Regions from separate parts of the Homo sapiens genome. Here regions 2 and 3 are each linked to region 1. Evidence: read pairs that join two places in POLR2A ChIA-PET (ENCODE). Cell type or tissue: MCF 10A. All regions are shown on one strand. Region 1 overlaps OSBPL6 (oxysterol binding protein like 6). Region 2 overlaps OSBPL6 (oxysterol binding protein like 6). Region 3 overlaps OSBPL6 (oxysterol binding protein like 6).

The links. Peaks named below come from ENCODE experiments on the same cell type or tissue, not always from the same donor. Only the 100,000 strongest peaks of a DNase experiment are listed, where the experiment ranks them.
Region 2: POLR2A ChIA-PET joins it to region 1 with 7 read pairs; 3 of 35 experiments call an interaction of 5 or more read pairs at or near these places.
Region 3: POLR2A ChIA-PET joins it to region 1 with 9 read pairs; 2 of 35 experiments call an interaction of 5 or more read pairs at or near these places.

The regions. Positions count from the first base shown.
Region 1 is chr2:178,296,419-178,301,418 of GRCh38, forward strand. The region is part of intron 2 of OSBPL6 (oxysterol binding protein like 6); the gene reads left to right. Among named protein-coding and RNA genes, the nearest start is that of OSBPL6, 100 kb to the left of the region's middle. In MCF 10A, no CTCF peak of the experiment used is centred here; DNase peaks (open chromatin) are centred at 373 and 2,473.
Region 2 is chr2:178,232,020-178,237,019 of GRCh38, forward strand. All of the region lies in intron 1 of OSBPL6 (oxysterol binding protein like 6), which reads left to right. Among named protein-coding and RNA genes, the nearest start is that of OSBPL6, 40 kb to the left of the region's middle. In MCF 10A, no CTCF peak of the experiment used is centred here; DNase peaks (open chromatin) are centred at 1,612 and 2,842.
Region 3 is chr2:178,360,494-178,365,493 of GRCh38, forward strand. It overlaps OSBPL6 (oxysterol binding protein like 6), which reads left to right. Exons shown (of 25, transcript NM_032523.4): 13 at 1,189-1,322. Among named protein-coding and RNA genes, the nearest start is that of CHROMR, 51 kb to the right of the region's middle. RefSeq lists a silencer at 3,005-3,163. In MCF 10A, no CTCF peak of the experiment used is centred here; a DNase peak (open chromatin) is centred at 2,938.

The sequences.
Region 1 (5,000 bases):
GCTTCAAACCCAGGCAATCCATGGGATATTTTAGAGTAAAAATAAAAATGAAAACCACTACAAGAGAAACCACTACAATGAAAACCACCACACACACTGGTGTACTGGCAAATGTTTAACAATCAGCTCTTAAAAACAAAACAAAACAAAACAAAAAGCCCAGATTTGAAGCATTCACATGGCATAGATACTCCCACCATAGTCTATTTCAAGGTCCCAGGGGAATGTCTTTGAAGCCCTAAACTGGGGAGAGATGCACATAGCTCCTGAGCTAGTGCAAGCCAGCTCCAGCTCACCACTAGATACGTGCCAAGGTTACCACACTCCAATTAAATGAGTTCACAAGGCTGCAGAACCTGGGACCTGGCAGTGGATTCTCGGTTATGTCAGCTGTTCCTTCTCTCATGTAACAATGAATGAGCAATAATTGAAACCAACACTCATGCTCGAATGCCCAACACGAGTAGAATTTTGGACATCCTGATATGTGGGTAATGGCTTGCATAAACACTGCTATTCTGGAGGATGACAGGTTTTCAAAATTCTGCTTAAGATTCCTGACCATGAGATGTTGTAATTAGTAGATGGTATCTAGTAAATCAGGTGCCAGGTGCCATAATTCTGTGTGGCCAGGCTAACCCATCAGTGGTGTTTTGAAAGAATTAATGCTACTGCATCTATTTCCTATTCCTAATGTCCCTCAGGCCCCTATAGTACTGTTAGCAGTCTGGCAGGCCTTTTTTTTTAGGACAACTGAGAGATTTTATCTTGGGAATGTTGAACCTTGTACAGTCTTTCTCTCCAGCTCACTATTGAACAGATAGGAAACTCCAGTCTACAAAGCATGTGGATTATTTTGGGTTATCTTTAGGCAAATATAGTAAAATTAAAGAACTAGGCTGGGTACAGTGGCTCACGCCTCTAATCCCAACACTTTGGGAGGCTGAAGTGAGAGGATTGCTTGAGTCCAGGAGTTCAAGAGCAGCTTGGGCAACATAGTGAGACCACCATCTCAAAAAAATTAGAAAAGAAAAAGAACTAATATTAGGGTGGATATCTACAGTCTGCAAGCACAATCAATGTTATTTAATGGATATAATGATGGAAGATTTAAGTCCTAATTAAAGTGATAAGCTCAGTAAACAACCTGAATGGCTTTTGTGGCTCATGACATTTGACTATGATGAGAAAAGTGACATACTCCTCACCTTCATGGATCTTACAGAATCAAGTCAAATAAATACAGTGCAGTATATGTTCAGAAATATATGTATGTGTATGTATAGAAGAAATGCAGATTGGCGTGACAATTCTGTCTAATAGGTTGGAAAGATTTCATAAAGAAGATGAAACTTGACCACAAAATAGTATAAAATTAATGTCTGCATATTGTAGAAGTCATAATAGCTGGTGATTCAGGAACTTTTTATTGTAGTAAAATATGTAGCATAAAATTTATCATTTTAACTGCTTTGAAGTGTCCACTTCTGTATCATTAAGTGCATTCACATTGTTTGGTATCCATCACCACCATGCATTTCCAGAACCTTTCCATCTTTCAAAGTGAAATTCTGTAACCACTAAACACAACTCTTCCCATTTCCTCCTCCTTACAGACCCTGATAACCACCATTCTACCTTCTGTCTTTATACATTTGACTACTTTGCATACCTCATATCTCATATAAGTGAAATCATACAGTATTTGTTTTTTGTTCTTTTGTGCCTAGCTTATTTCACTTTAAAATGATGCCTTCAGGGTCCATCTGTGTCATTACATGTGTCAGAATTTCCTTCCTTTTTAAGGCTGAATAATATTCCATTGTATGGATATAACCCTTTTTTAAATATATTCATTCATTCATTGATGGACACTTGGGTTGCTTCCGCATTTTGGCTACATGCTGCTATGGACATGGTTGTACAGTATCTTAGCCTGTGATTTTAGTTCTTTTGGGGCATATACCTAAAAGTGGAATTGTTGGATCATATGGCAATCTATTTTTAGTTTTTTGTTTGTTTGAGATGGAGTTTTGCTCTTGTTGCCCAGGCTGGAGTGCAGTGGCACGAGCTCAGCTCGCTGCAGCCTTCACCTCCCAGGTTCAAGCAATTCTCCTGCCTCAGCCTCTTGAGTAGCTGAGATTACAGGCAAGTACCATCACATTCAGCTAATGTTTTGTATTTTTATTAGAGACCTCAGGTGATCTGCCCACCTCTTCCTCCCAAAGTGCTGGGATTACAGGTGTGAGCCACCATGCCCAGCCTATTTTTAGTTGCTTTTTTTTTTGTTTTTTTTTTTTTGCCGTACTGTTCTCCACAGGACCTACATCATTTTCTATTCCCACCAGCAATGCACAAGGGTTGGTTCAAGGACATTTTTAACCCAAGTCATTTTGTCTGCTTTAGCCAACTCCTCAGAATGCCTTGACTCAGTGCAGAAATGGTTGTTTTGACAGGAAATTGCTCCAGAGAACAGGACATGTACTGTTGAAATCATATAGTGCCTTAGTAAGAATTTGTACACACCTAGGGATTTATGAGTCATCATTTAAGGTCACAAAGTAGGGCAAAATATTTTGTTATGTCTTATTGTTGCCAAAAAGTCTTAGCACTGTGCTGACAATTGGTATCTGTTAGCAGTCATTGAAACCATATTTCCCAGTATTATTTTTCTGTTAAAATATGAGCTATGACATTATCTAATCTTTCTTTCAAAACATGTTGGCAAAGGCCAGAAACCAAGTGATGAATCAAAAAGTGACTGACAAGTCTTGGAAAATTATTACTGGTGAAATGATCACTTACTATGCATTTAAGGTTTTTCCATGTCTTTTCATGGCCTTGATAGCTCATATCTTTTTTGCACTGAATAATATTCTTACTGATATTTTTAAGATCCTTTTTGTCGTTGCATAGACTAGTTTCTAGAATTCTTGTCTGTTCCATTTGCTTTTCCTGGCCCTGTACTACTACTATTAACCAGGGAAGCTGTTAAATAGCTTTAGTGTGTGATAAGTAAAGTATCTTTCATTATTTTTTAGAATATTCTTTGTTATTCTCATATGTTTACTCTTCCAGATGAACTTACTTTTTTTCTTTCTTTCCTTCCTTCCTTTCTTTGTTTTGTTTCTTTCTATTCTTTCTTTCGCTCCTTGTGGAGCAAAGTTAACCCATAAGCAGTGCATCCAGAGTAGCCCAGATGAACTTTAAAATAATATTGCCAAGTCATTAAAAATCCTGTTATGATTTTGGTAACGATTACATTAAATTGTGTCAATATGAGAGTAATAAGTGTTTTACAATATTTAGTTCACTGTAAAACTTACTTCAGATACAAAATTCAGATGTAGAGCTAAACAAAGTAAAAGATATGATTCCTTCTTCATTCTTTCTTTTCCCTTTTCCCACCCATCAGGTTTGATGGCTGTCCACATCAAGGATGAGGGTTTGTCTTATTCATTTACTTAGTAAGGGGCCTAAGAAGAGTGGAGAGAGATTAGAGGCTTGATGAGTTGAAATCAGGAAACTTGCATCTAGGATTTTCTAATGAGGTTCCTCCAAATTCTCTGTAAATAGTTACGCAAATATTTAAAAAGACAAACTGTCAATAACCCAAACACTAGCTTCAAACAGAATAATACAATGTCAAACTATAGAGGACTAAACCCTAATTTTATGAAAGCTATATATCTCAAATTGAGGAAAATCTAGCCAAGTTTTGATTATGACAAACCTTATCTTCACTTACAGAAAAGGAGTTGGCTTTTCTTACAATTTGTCCTCACACTTTGAGATCCCTGTAGGTCCCAATTAGAAAAAGTGGCAGCGTTCCAAGGGATGGGCAGGGGGTTCAGATGTTCCTCATAGACAAGGAGTGACACTCCAGGTGGATCACTCCATTATTCCTTTGCTTGGGACTGTGGACACACATTCTTCTTAGACCATAGGGTCACTCTCAGGGTGTGCTTAACTTATTGCTGTCAGATGTATCTGCCATAGAGAGGGTAAGGGAGGCAGGATGAAGGTCTGCTTTTTTTGTCTGTTTACAGCGGGGGCAGCGGGGACAGGGTCTCGCTCTGTCACCTAGGTGGGAGTGCAGTGGTATGATCTCAGGTCACTGCAACCTCTACCTCCTGGGTTCAAGTGATTCTTGTGCCTCAGCCTCCCGAATAGCCGGGATCACAGGCGTGTGTCACCATGCCCAGCTAATTTGTGTAGTTTTAGTAGAGACAGGGTTTCGCCATGTTGGCCAGGCTGGTCTTGAACTACTGGCCTCAAGTGATCCTACTTATCCTCCCAAATGCTGGGATTACAGGCATGAGCTACCACACCCAGTCCCATTTTACTCTTAACTGTCACTTACAGACTGTAGATTCCAGCGTGATTTAGAGAAATGTAAAGGGAAATGGAAATAGAACTTTAAAAGGAGAATTATATCTTTCAAATTATTGTCAAATATAAAAGGCTATTAAAACCATATGAAAGTCAGTATGCTGCAAAAGCCAGATTACCAAGCAAAGCCATCAAGCATTAAAGGAAACAAAGAAGAACCAAAAAAATAGAAAGTACAAAATGATATGGCAGGGGTAAGATCAATTATTAGTTAAAACATTAAATAGAAATTGGAAATACTTCACTAAAATTAGATTTTTTGAACAATTCAACCTGATCATTACTAGAGGGACACATAATATAAAATATACAGGAAGTTTAAATGGGAAGGATGGACAAAGTTTATTTAATCACTTGCAAGCAGAAAGGGAAGAGATGATATCAGATAAAGCAAAACAAAAAGTGTTAAAAGGAATGAAAAGGGTCATTTTTATAATGATCAAGACTAAATGTATAACTATTACAGACTCTTTTGTGATAAATCTCATTGTTCCAAAATATACTGAGTACAACCTAAACGTCCCAAAAGAAGAATGGTTAAATGTATTGTGGTATATCTGTGTGGTAGTCTTATTTGTAATGGTTAAGAATGGTATTGTTGAAGTTTC
Region 2 (5,000 bases), 64 kb before region 1:
CCATAGAAACTAGACACAGGTGTTTTGCTGCTCAGATCCATAAACTGGGTAAAACAATAATATCTTTTCTCACTTAGCCAAAATAATATTATAGCTTTCCTCTATTTGAAGCTTTTCCTATACATTTTTCTTAAACATTTGCTATATTTTGCTGCTTATTCTAGAATCTGGTCTAAGATAATGAAGATATATTTTTATAACATCTTAAAGGTATATTTTAACTTTAAATTTAATATATCAATTATTGCTTTTTTTCTTTTTTGACCCTCATCCTCTGACTCTCAAATTATGTTTCTCATGAGTACCTTGACTTCCAGGAAGTAAACAAGTTTGGAAATTACTAATCCCAGAGACATAGGGCACCAAGGTTAAAGAGAGGGGAAGGCTCTGGACTCAAAAGTGCTTGTCCCAGCTGTGGTTCAACCAGCAGCATGATCTTGGATAAGCTATTGAACCTATCTGAGCCTCAATTTCTTCATATGTAAGATGGGATAATAGAACCTGTACTATAAGGTAGTCGTGATGGCTAAATCAAAAGGTGAGTAGAACACTGTCACACTTCACAAAATAATCATTAGCTGCTATTATTATTCCTTTATAGAGGAGGAAACAGTTACCTAGCTCATTACTCTTAGCATTTAAGTAACATGTTACATTTTGCTTATTGTTTTTACTGTCTTGAAATCACATGCTGTTTTTTTTTTTCTTATTACCAGAATATTGAGGTTTCTACTCAGCCCAGTACTTTATTCTGGTAACAGCTCCCAATTGGTCTTTCAAAAGCAGTACCCCAGAAATATCCCTCGCAGTACCTTTCCATTCTGTGTAGTGGGGGTAGGACCTGTTACTGGGCCTCAGATGTACTCGTGTATACGCTGAACTCCTGTCTCTGAGAAACACTTCAGAATAACTCAGAACACCTGACTCTTTTAAAACTTTCAGATAATTTGTAATTGCAACCGACACTGGATATCAAGCAATTATACAAAGCTAATTCCTGATGGCCTGAGTAGAAACACCCCATGGTGTACTGCCTAGATGGTAATTATTTTTGTAATATTGGGAACTTTACATTCTTATTTTCTACTTGTTACAATTCTTCAAGTACCTTCAAAACAGCTGATTCAAGAAACCTGTTCGATATTCTGAGGGCAGAAATGGGAAGTGGAGTTTTTTCAGGCTTGGATAGGTTTGGAATTTGCTTCTTCCCCTTTAAAAAAGAATCCTTGAATTTGCTTCAGAAATGAAATACACAGTAAAGGTGAAGTTAGAAATCGGGTGGCAACCAACTTCCAATGCTGAATATCTAATTCCTGCGAACCAGCCTTGCTCTCTGAAAACTGTGGCCATTTTCATGGGTTTTACTTGGCCTTATTTTATTATGGCTGCATCCTCTGTGTTTGCTGAGGCTTCTCAACCATCTGAGAGTAGGACCCCTTCATTTCTGGCAGTTCTGCTTTCAATGCTATTTCATCCAGAATTACTGGGGATATTATTACTTTAGTCATTGAAATGTTTAGTGTCAGATTAAAAATCTCATCAGACGTCAGTGTCTTTGATTTCACTCACATGACTCAGAGCATCATCCTGGGGATCCCTCAGCCTCTGGAAATGTTAAGGAGGTGATGACACATGGGCAGGGAGGGAGATTTCAGTCGATGTTCAGTACCTGGAGGCTGAACTTTGGCATCAGAAGGGATCTGGCCATGGACAGGCTATTTAATCTCACTATTTTTTGAGTCTTTAGTGACAGTACCCACCTCATGCGTTGTTGTGAATGTTAAGCTGATCTACTTAGGATGATGAGCTTAGCACAGTATCTGGCACATGATAATTCTTCTATAAGCACTAGTAATTATCATTAGTAATATTATTCACAGTAGACACAATTCTAGAGACACTGAAAATACTCTTGCCTCATGCTTTACATATTGAGACAGTAATAGTTCTCTAGTGGCAGTTTTTTTTTCTCAAGAGTTGAATAATTTACTTTATTCAGCTATTTAATAATACTAATCATATAGTCTTAAAGACTGAATGTTCACTCAGTATTACATTAATAGGAAGAAAATGGAAATATTTTCATAACAGTTCTTAATGCTAATTACCATATATGTCTGAAGTCATATCATTTACTCAATTTCTATGGTACCTGTCATAATAATACTTTAGAAAATGAAATAGTAATAATAATGACAACAACATCAACTTTTGCAGTTGAATCTGAATGAATATGGAGTTGGAGAGAATATCTGTCCAATTCAGGTTGTCATCATTAAATATTTCACAGGTTGTGAGTTGCCAACCTTTGCTGGACTTAAGCCCTTTAGAATAAAATGTATTTCAGGCCGCAGTATAACCTACCGGCTTGTTACCAGTGAGAGAGAGAGAGAGACAGAGAGAGAGAGTCATTTTTAAAAAATACTTTTTGTTTTAAGATAATTATAGATTCACAGGAAGTTGCCCAAAAATGTACAGGGAGGTACTGTGTACATTTCACTGTTTCCCCCAAAGGTAACATCTTACAAAACTATAGTACAGTATCAAAACCCTGACATAGACATTAGTACAATCCACAGAGCTTATTCAAATATGTAAACATTTTCTCCCCGTCTGTAACTGGTCTTTTCATCCTCTTCATGGGATCTTTTGTAGAGCAAAGGTTTTTAATTTTGGTAAGGTCCAATTTATCCATTTTTCCTTTTATGATCTAGGGTAGTTTTTCTCAAAGGCTTTTCCAGACAGTACCTGCTTTTGGAATCATTTGTAGTACCTATTACGAAACCCATTTGCTTGGGCCCCACACCAAACACTCTGAATCAGATTCAAGGAATGGAGTCTGGTAGTCATTTAAGAAGCTCCCTAAAACCTGGGAACCACTGTTTCAGAGAGATTGGCCTTGGGTCCTTTTTCTTCTTGTTCTGCCTTGTCTGTGAATCATGCCACTCACTCTTACCACCTTATCAAATATGTTTGGATAACTTCTAAATTTATCTTGTTAACCTCTGTGATGAGCTCCAGAATAGGTACTTTGCCGGATACTCTTCTGTTATACAAAGAACATACTTAATAAATGGGTTATTTGTTAGGTATTACTTTTCTGGATCCCTTTGAACAGTATGCAGTAGAATATATATAACAAAAACCTTCCCAGTTAATGTTCATAAATTGTCAAAGAGGCAAGACATTGGTCCTGATGCATGAATTACTTAATTATAGAATACTTTGGTGGAGGGGTTGAGTTATACATATATAATCTTGGGGTTAATGGTTTTTTTGTGGTCTTATTTGTATCTCTTCTTCCTTTCATTGAAACAGATATTTTTATACAATTTCTTTTTTTTTTCCTTTTTCTTTCTTTCCTTTTTCTTTTCTTTTCTTTTTTTTTTTTTTTTTTTTTTTTTTGAGACAAAGTCTCGCTGTGTCACCCAGGCTGGAGTGCGGTGGTGCAATCCTGGCTCACTGCAACCTCTGCCTCCTGGGTTCAAGCAATTCTCCTGCCTCAGCCTCCCGAGTAGCTGGGACTACAGGCATGTGCCACTACGCCCGGCTAATTTTTTGTATTTTTAGAAGAGATGGGGTTTCATCATGTTAGCCAGGATGGACTCAATCTTCTGACCTCGTGATCTGCCTGCCTTGGCCTCCCAAAGTGCTGGGATTATAGGCGTGAGCCACTGCACCTGGCATTTTATACAATTTCTATTTGGAAAAAGATGCACAGTGCTTGATAAGTATCAATATGCCTATGGCTTAACAATCTAATTTTTAGATGGTTTGGTTCCTCTTTTTAAAATTTTCAAGTATTTTTCATTAGCATAAAGAACTATTCCTTGGGTGTCTTTAATGAAAAATGACCTTTTCATAGCTGGATATTTTATTTGATGTTGGAATGTAATCAGAATATGAAAATGTCAATTTTTGTTTTATTTTTACGTTAGATTCAGGAGGTACATGTGCAGGCTTGTTACATGGGTTCAATTTTTAAATGTCTCAATTTTATATCACTTGTTTTAACAAGTTAGACTTTTTTTTTACAAGTTGTATTCTCATTTTATATGTTCTCTGCAACCATTGCTTCTGTTTAATCCTTGTTTCTAGTTGCTACAGTCTCTTAAAAATTAAATTATCCCTTTAAGATGATAGAACATGCTTATGCTAAAGGTAGCAGCTAAAATGATGATGAAATACTCTTATATCTTAATCCTGAAAAAAAAATTATAAGTTTAGTGAGTAGTGCTTAATGATGTTTTTGTCTTAGTTCAATTAATTAGAGTTCAGTAGCCAAGAAAAGAAAGCTAATTTTGCCTTGGATGTAAAGTTTGGATTTCACTTTTTACCACAGTGGAGTGGTCAAAGAATTCACAATGTCCATCCTGTAATTATAATATGCTACTGTATCATGATATCATCCTTCTGCACTTGCAGCCCTTTTGGGAGAGTCTGATGTCAGACAGCGTTGGTTTCTGTGTGGGCCTGCTACCCCTGGTGACAGGGAACTTGGTCACTCAGCCAGTCTCTACTAACTTCAGATGGCCATACCACCAGCATGTGCTGTGGGAGATACCAGGGGATCCAGTGACAGTGTGATTGGCTTTTGTAAACAGAGACATATTCTCAAGTAAGTGGTCTCCAAAGACTGATGCTGGTAGGAATGTATGATATAGTCCAGGATGCTTGAATTCTCCCGCCCCCGCTTGGATGCCAGAATTTGTCTACAGTCACTTATAACATTGTCTTAACCTTCATGATAATTTGAAACAGTTTATCCTCCAGGATTTGAGACCCCAGAATTACCGTCTTTGACCATAGCTCCCTATCACTCTTTCTCTTTTTCACTTTTCCTTTTACTCAAACTGGCATTGCCCTAACTTCAGCCCCCAGCCTCCTTCCTGTCTTCTCTGTTCTTCTGGTTTGGGTTTCATGGCCTTAGCTTGGACCTCAAGTAGGCTAATTCAGCTGGACTGTCTAGTTTCTCTTACCTCTTATACTCTCTCAGCCAT
Region 3 (5,000 bases), 64 kb after region 1:
ATTTTTTAAAGCTAACCATTTTACTACTTATATGTATCTTATAACATCATACTATATACCTTAAATACATACACAATAAAAAAAATTTTTAAGCCTCCATTGAAACTACATATTTTCAACAGACACACAAATTCTCTATGCTAGGCAAAGAAACAAAAGAACTTTTCTATGACTATTGCATGAACTTTTTTGGAAGCGTTATTTTAAAATGGATGAAGAGCTTGCTTTTAGAGCTACCAGCAGGATTAATGTAATCCAGCTATCAAGTTATTACCTTTAAATTGATGATGACAGAATGTAGCACATAAATCAATAGATCGTGAATCCCTTGTGATCCTGCCATTTTCCCCCTGTAATTCAGCCACTCTATTTTATGCTAAAAATTTCCACTTTTATAAATACCTTTCTCAAATAAGGAAATACCTATTTTAGAATACTTTGCATATTATAGAAACTCTGTTATTATAAAAATAGATGTTGGAAAGTCACCCTTTCTGTAGTTCACGATTGAAGACTGCCTCAGATTTTACCAATGCTAATTTGTTAGGTATGTAGGAAATGGGGAGGGGGTGTTGTTTTTATTGTTGCTTTTAAATCAAAGCACTTTAACAACAAGATATTCCTGTCTGAGAAAGCAACGCAAGTGCTGTTCTTAAAGGCATATCATTTCCTACCTCCAAGAGAACCAGTCAAAACTTCTTGATCAGCCACCTGTTTTATGTTGGCAGAATGCATAAAATGCTCTTTTTGGGTGCATGCTTTTGGAGAATATTTTTGGATAGTTCTAAATTATTTATGTGAGACTTTATGCTACACAGAACTGCTCAAATATGATAATCAAATATGGCAAGTAAACTTGTTCCCTATTCTTTCTAGGGATTATAAGTTAATTTCTAAATATTGATACTTTGCATTGATCTTGATATTTTACATGCTACTTCCAGATTTTTGTTGGCCTGTCTGGTATAAAAAACAAATTTTTCACTCTGATCAATTGCCATTGTAATATTTGTGTGGAGTATAGATATCCTGATAAAGATTCCTTTTGAAGGCTGATTTTTAATTAGACTATTACATAGCCTTTCCAAAAAATGCCTATTTGTGAGTGAAAGTCTGGAGAAATTTATAATGTTGTGTATTCTTTCTGCACATATCTGACAGTTTTTTCTCACTTTTCTCCCCACCCAGTGCATTCTCTTTTGAAGTCTGCATTTAATAGCATAGCTATAGAGAAGGAGAAGCTGAAGCAGATGGTTTCCGAGCAGGATCACAGTAAAGGCCACAGCACGCAGATGGCACGGCTCCGACAGTCACTGTCTCAGGTAGGCAAAGAGTGTGTGTTTGCATGTACATGACACACTCCCAACCCTGTAAGATGAAAGATCAAAAGATGGGGGGCTGGCAGGGAGGTGGCTAGTCATGGGGATAGTACAGTTTGCAGAATTTCCCCCAAAAGACTGCAGTGTCAGTATTAGATTTTACTACTTTTCTTCCCCAAAATTTCAAGGTAAGAGTGAAAATAAACCAAACTTGCTTGTAAGCGTATAATGGTAATTTTGGCCAATTGAACACTTAATGCTTCTCTAAGGTCATTTATAAGGTAGCCCCTCATTTTAAAAAAAGAATTATGCATTTATTTGACCTATACATCTGAAATGTGTTCCAGGATATATTCAGTCCAATAGTGAATATTTTTTAAAAATGTACTAGATCTTCCACACTTAATATTTTTCCCACTTACATCTTAATCTGTTTAAAATTACTGATTACTATCACTCATTTTTTTCTTTTCTGATTTGCACTCTTGAGGTTTTCTTCCTAAGTTATGCTCCCTGAACTAGACTTTTATATTTCAATATATATTATAGAGTTGATCTTATTAATACTAATCAAATCCCTATGTATCTATATCAAAGTTGAAATTTCTGATAAAAATCCTTTAGAGCTGTGCTTATGCTTTTTTCAACTGAGTAGTTCCTTAGAAGTAAGTATTTTCTTTAGTCTATAAATGCACTGACTTAACTCCTTTAAGAATTCAATGTCGTTATGTGATTTTGTGAGAACTCGGTGTCTATATAAAATATTATTCACTTCCTGGTGCCTTGGATCAGAGTGAAGGAGCAAGCAAATCCTGGGTAAGTGGTTCTCCGCGTGGAGCAGATCCTGCTTGAACAGTTTCCCTCGGTCCCTAAAAAGTAGACTTACACCGTGTCACCGTGTTTTACGTCCCTGAACTGTCGGCGTATTTTCAGTGTTAAGTTTCATGTCATGGATGTTGTTATATGGGCCACACTTTCTGCATTATCCATAAAACACTGTCAGCTGAGGGGCATATGCTGCTTCCAGTATAAAGCCAGGGGTCTCAGGAGCATGAGCGTGAAAATCCGCTACGATTCTGCCAGTCTTCAGAGGGCTTTATTTAGAAGAACATTTTAATGGCTTTCCCTGGACCCTTCTCATGTCATGGATCGGTCGAACACTCAGTTGACGTTAATTGGTCTTCCAAATCATTATTCTGAAAGTATCGTGAATCAGAAAGATCAAAATATTGGTCAAGTAAACATTCAAATGTCATCTTGTAAACATATAAAATACATTCTTGTCCCCCTAAGTGTTGCAATGATTCCTTCAGATGTATTTAATGATGGAGGCTTAGAGTTAGAAGTCAAGCTTTACTAAGAAAAACAAGAAAATGCATTTGTTTCTTGCTTGCCTGCTTGCTTGCTTTTATTTGCTTGTAGGTGAAACAGAGAATGGTAAATAAAGATCTCGGGTCGGGCTTCAGGTGAGATTAGAAATAATTATGAAGAGAAATTTTACAACAGTTATTCATTTGTTCATTCCCTTATTCATTGTATTCCATTCGGGTGACTATATGCTAGGTATTGTGCAAGGTACAGAACACCAAGGTTAAAGTAGCCCTGGCCATGTTCCCAGCAAGCTCGTGATCTGATTCATGAGATGAGCAGGAAACAGTGAAATGGAGCACACCGTAGTACATTCAGAGCAGTACATGGTGGTGCACATTTCCCGGGCTCTGGTTGCTCAGAGGAATGGCAGATCCCTGAGTTGAGAGCAGAGCCACAGATCAGGCTTCTTGGAGGAATCAGACCTTGAACCTGGCCTGAGTAGACAGCAGCCGCTCACAAGGAAGGGTCTGATGCTAACATGATAAAAGTAAAATAAAGCAAAATTTGATCAACTGTGCTTCCTTGGGGTTAACATATTTCCCTCTCTTGTCAACACATATTTATTTGCATCTAAAGTTAGAGCCTCAATAGATTTTTGTTGGATTTTTTATTTTTATTTTTACAAAAAAATCTCAATTTTAGCCTTAAAAGATGTGAAAATAATTTGGAACTATTAAGTTTCAAATAGACCGTTACAGCCTATCCAGTAGATAATTCAGTGCTTGCAGCTGTGTGTCATCCCAGCATTTTGGTGATGTTCACATCCCCGTGTGTGTCCATGCCTTCCCCTCGGCGTAGTCGCACCCCCACTGGCCATCTATTCCCGTCACCTCTAAGTGTGGACTCCCTTTTGGAAACCACAGCAGCCTTTGCTTAAGGTATTTAAGTTTACTGACAGTTCTTTCCTTTCTAACAAATTGTTATTCATGGTTAGGCCGTTGGAGAGGTGTCTGGAGAATGGCAGGTAGTTCATAGTGGAAGAAGTAGGAGATGAAGAAGGAAGAATTACTCTTAAGAGTAGCTGATTAAGTAGGCAAGAACCAGCTCATCAGGGACTCCACAGAGGGTTTTGGATTTATCCTATCAGTTAACAATTTTAACTGGTAAATGATAATGCCAGAAATTAGAACTATTACAGCATATTTCTGCATATTAGAAAGATTACTCTGGTACAGTATGGAGGGTAGGTGGAATTGGGAGGCAAGGCTAGTTGGACAGATTCTTATGGTATTTGAGATAATTTGAGAATAGCTTGTACATTTGAGATATTTCTAAACTGAGGAAGTGCCATGCCAGCATTGGTGGAAGGAGGGAATACATTTCAAAGACACCCAGGAGGGAGAATCAGCATGGCTTGGAGATCAGCGGAATGTTAGAGAGGGACAAGGACACAGAGTCGAGACAGTCCAGGGTTTTTGCTTGGATAACTGGGTATGTGAAAGTTATTGTCCCCAAGGTGGGACTACAAGAGGAGCTGGTTTGCTTTAGGTATTTGATGATGGATTTCTGTGGAGATTGAGGTGTCTGTGGGGCATTTTACAGGCAATTAGATATTTATGTCTAGAGCTCAGAAGACAGGTCTAGGCTAGAGAGGAAGATGGATGCCCCTGCATATCAGGGCAGTTATAGATGTTGACGAGTTGCAATGCAGTCAGAATAAAATGGTCAGTGGTGCTCCTGCTGCTGTAGAGAACATTAACATTTAAACGACAGGCTGGCCGGGCGCGGTGGCTCAAAATAATCCCAGCACTTTGGGAGGCCGAGGTGGGTGGATCATGAGGTCAGGAGTTCGAGACCAGCCTGGCCAACAGGCGAAACCCCATCTCTACTGAAAATACAAAAATTAGCTGGGCGTGGTGGCGGGCGCCTATAATCCCAGCTGTTTGGGAGGTTGAGGCAGGAGAATCACTTGAACCCAGGAGGTGGAGGTTGCAATGAGCTGAGATCATGCCATTGCACTCCAGCCTGAGCAATGAGAGTGAAACTCCATCTCAAAAATAAATAAATAAAAAACTTATTTAAGTAGTCTAAAACTTTTAAAGCCTATGTTTTATTTGACATAAGTCCTATTTGATGTATGTCTAATGATTAAAGTGCTGCATTTCAACAAGGCTTTAAATATATCAGACTCAGCAAATTTTATCGTCTTTTCGAAGGCACATAGCAGATAAAATACTTGAAATTAGCATTTTTACAACATGCTTAGCATAAATTGTTACCTGCCTTGAGCAAACAAAAATTTGCAAGGCTGGACAGTCTAATGAATTGCTCTTCTAAAGTAATGTTACTTCAACCAGCCTGGTCAACATG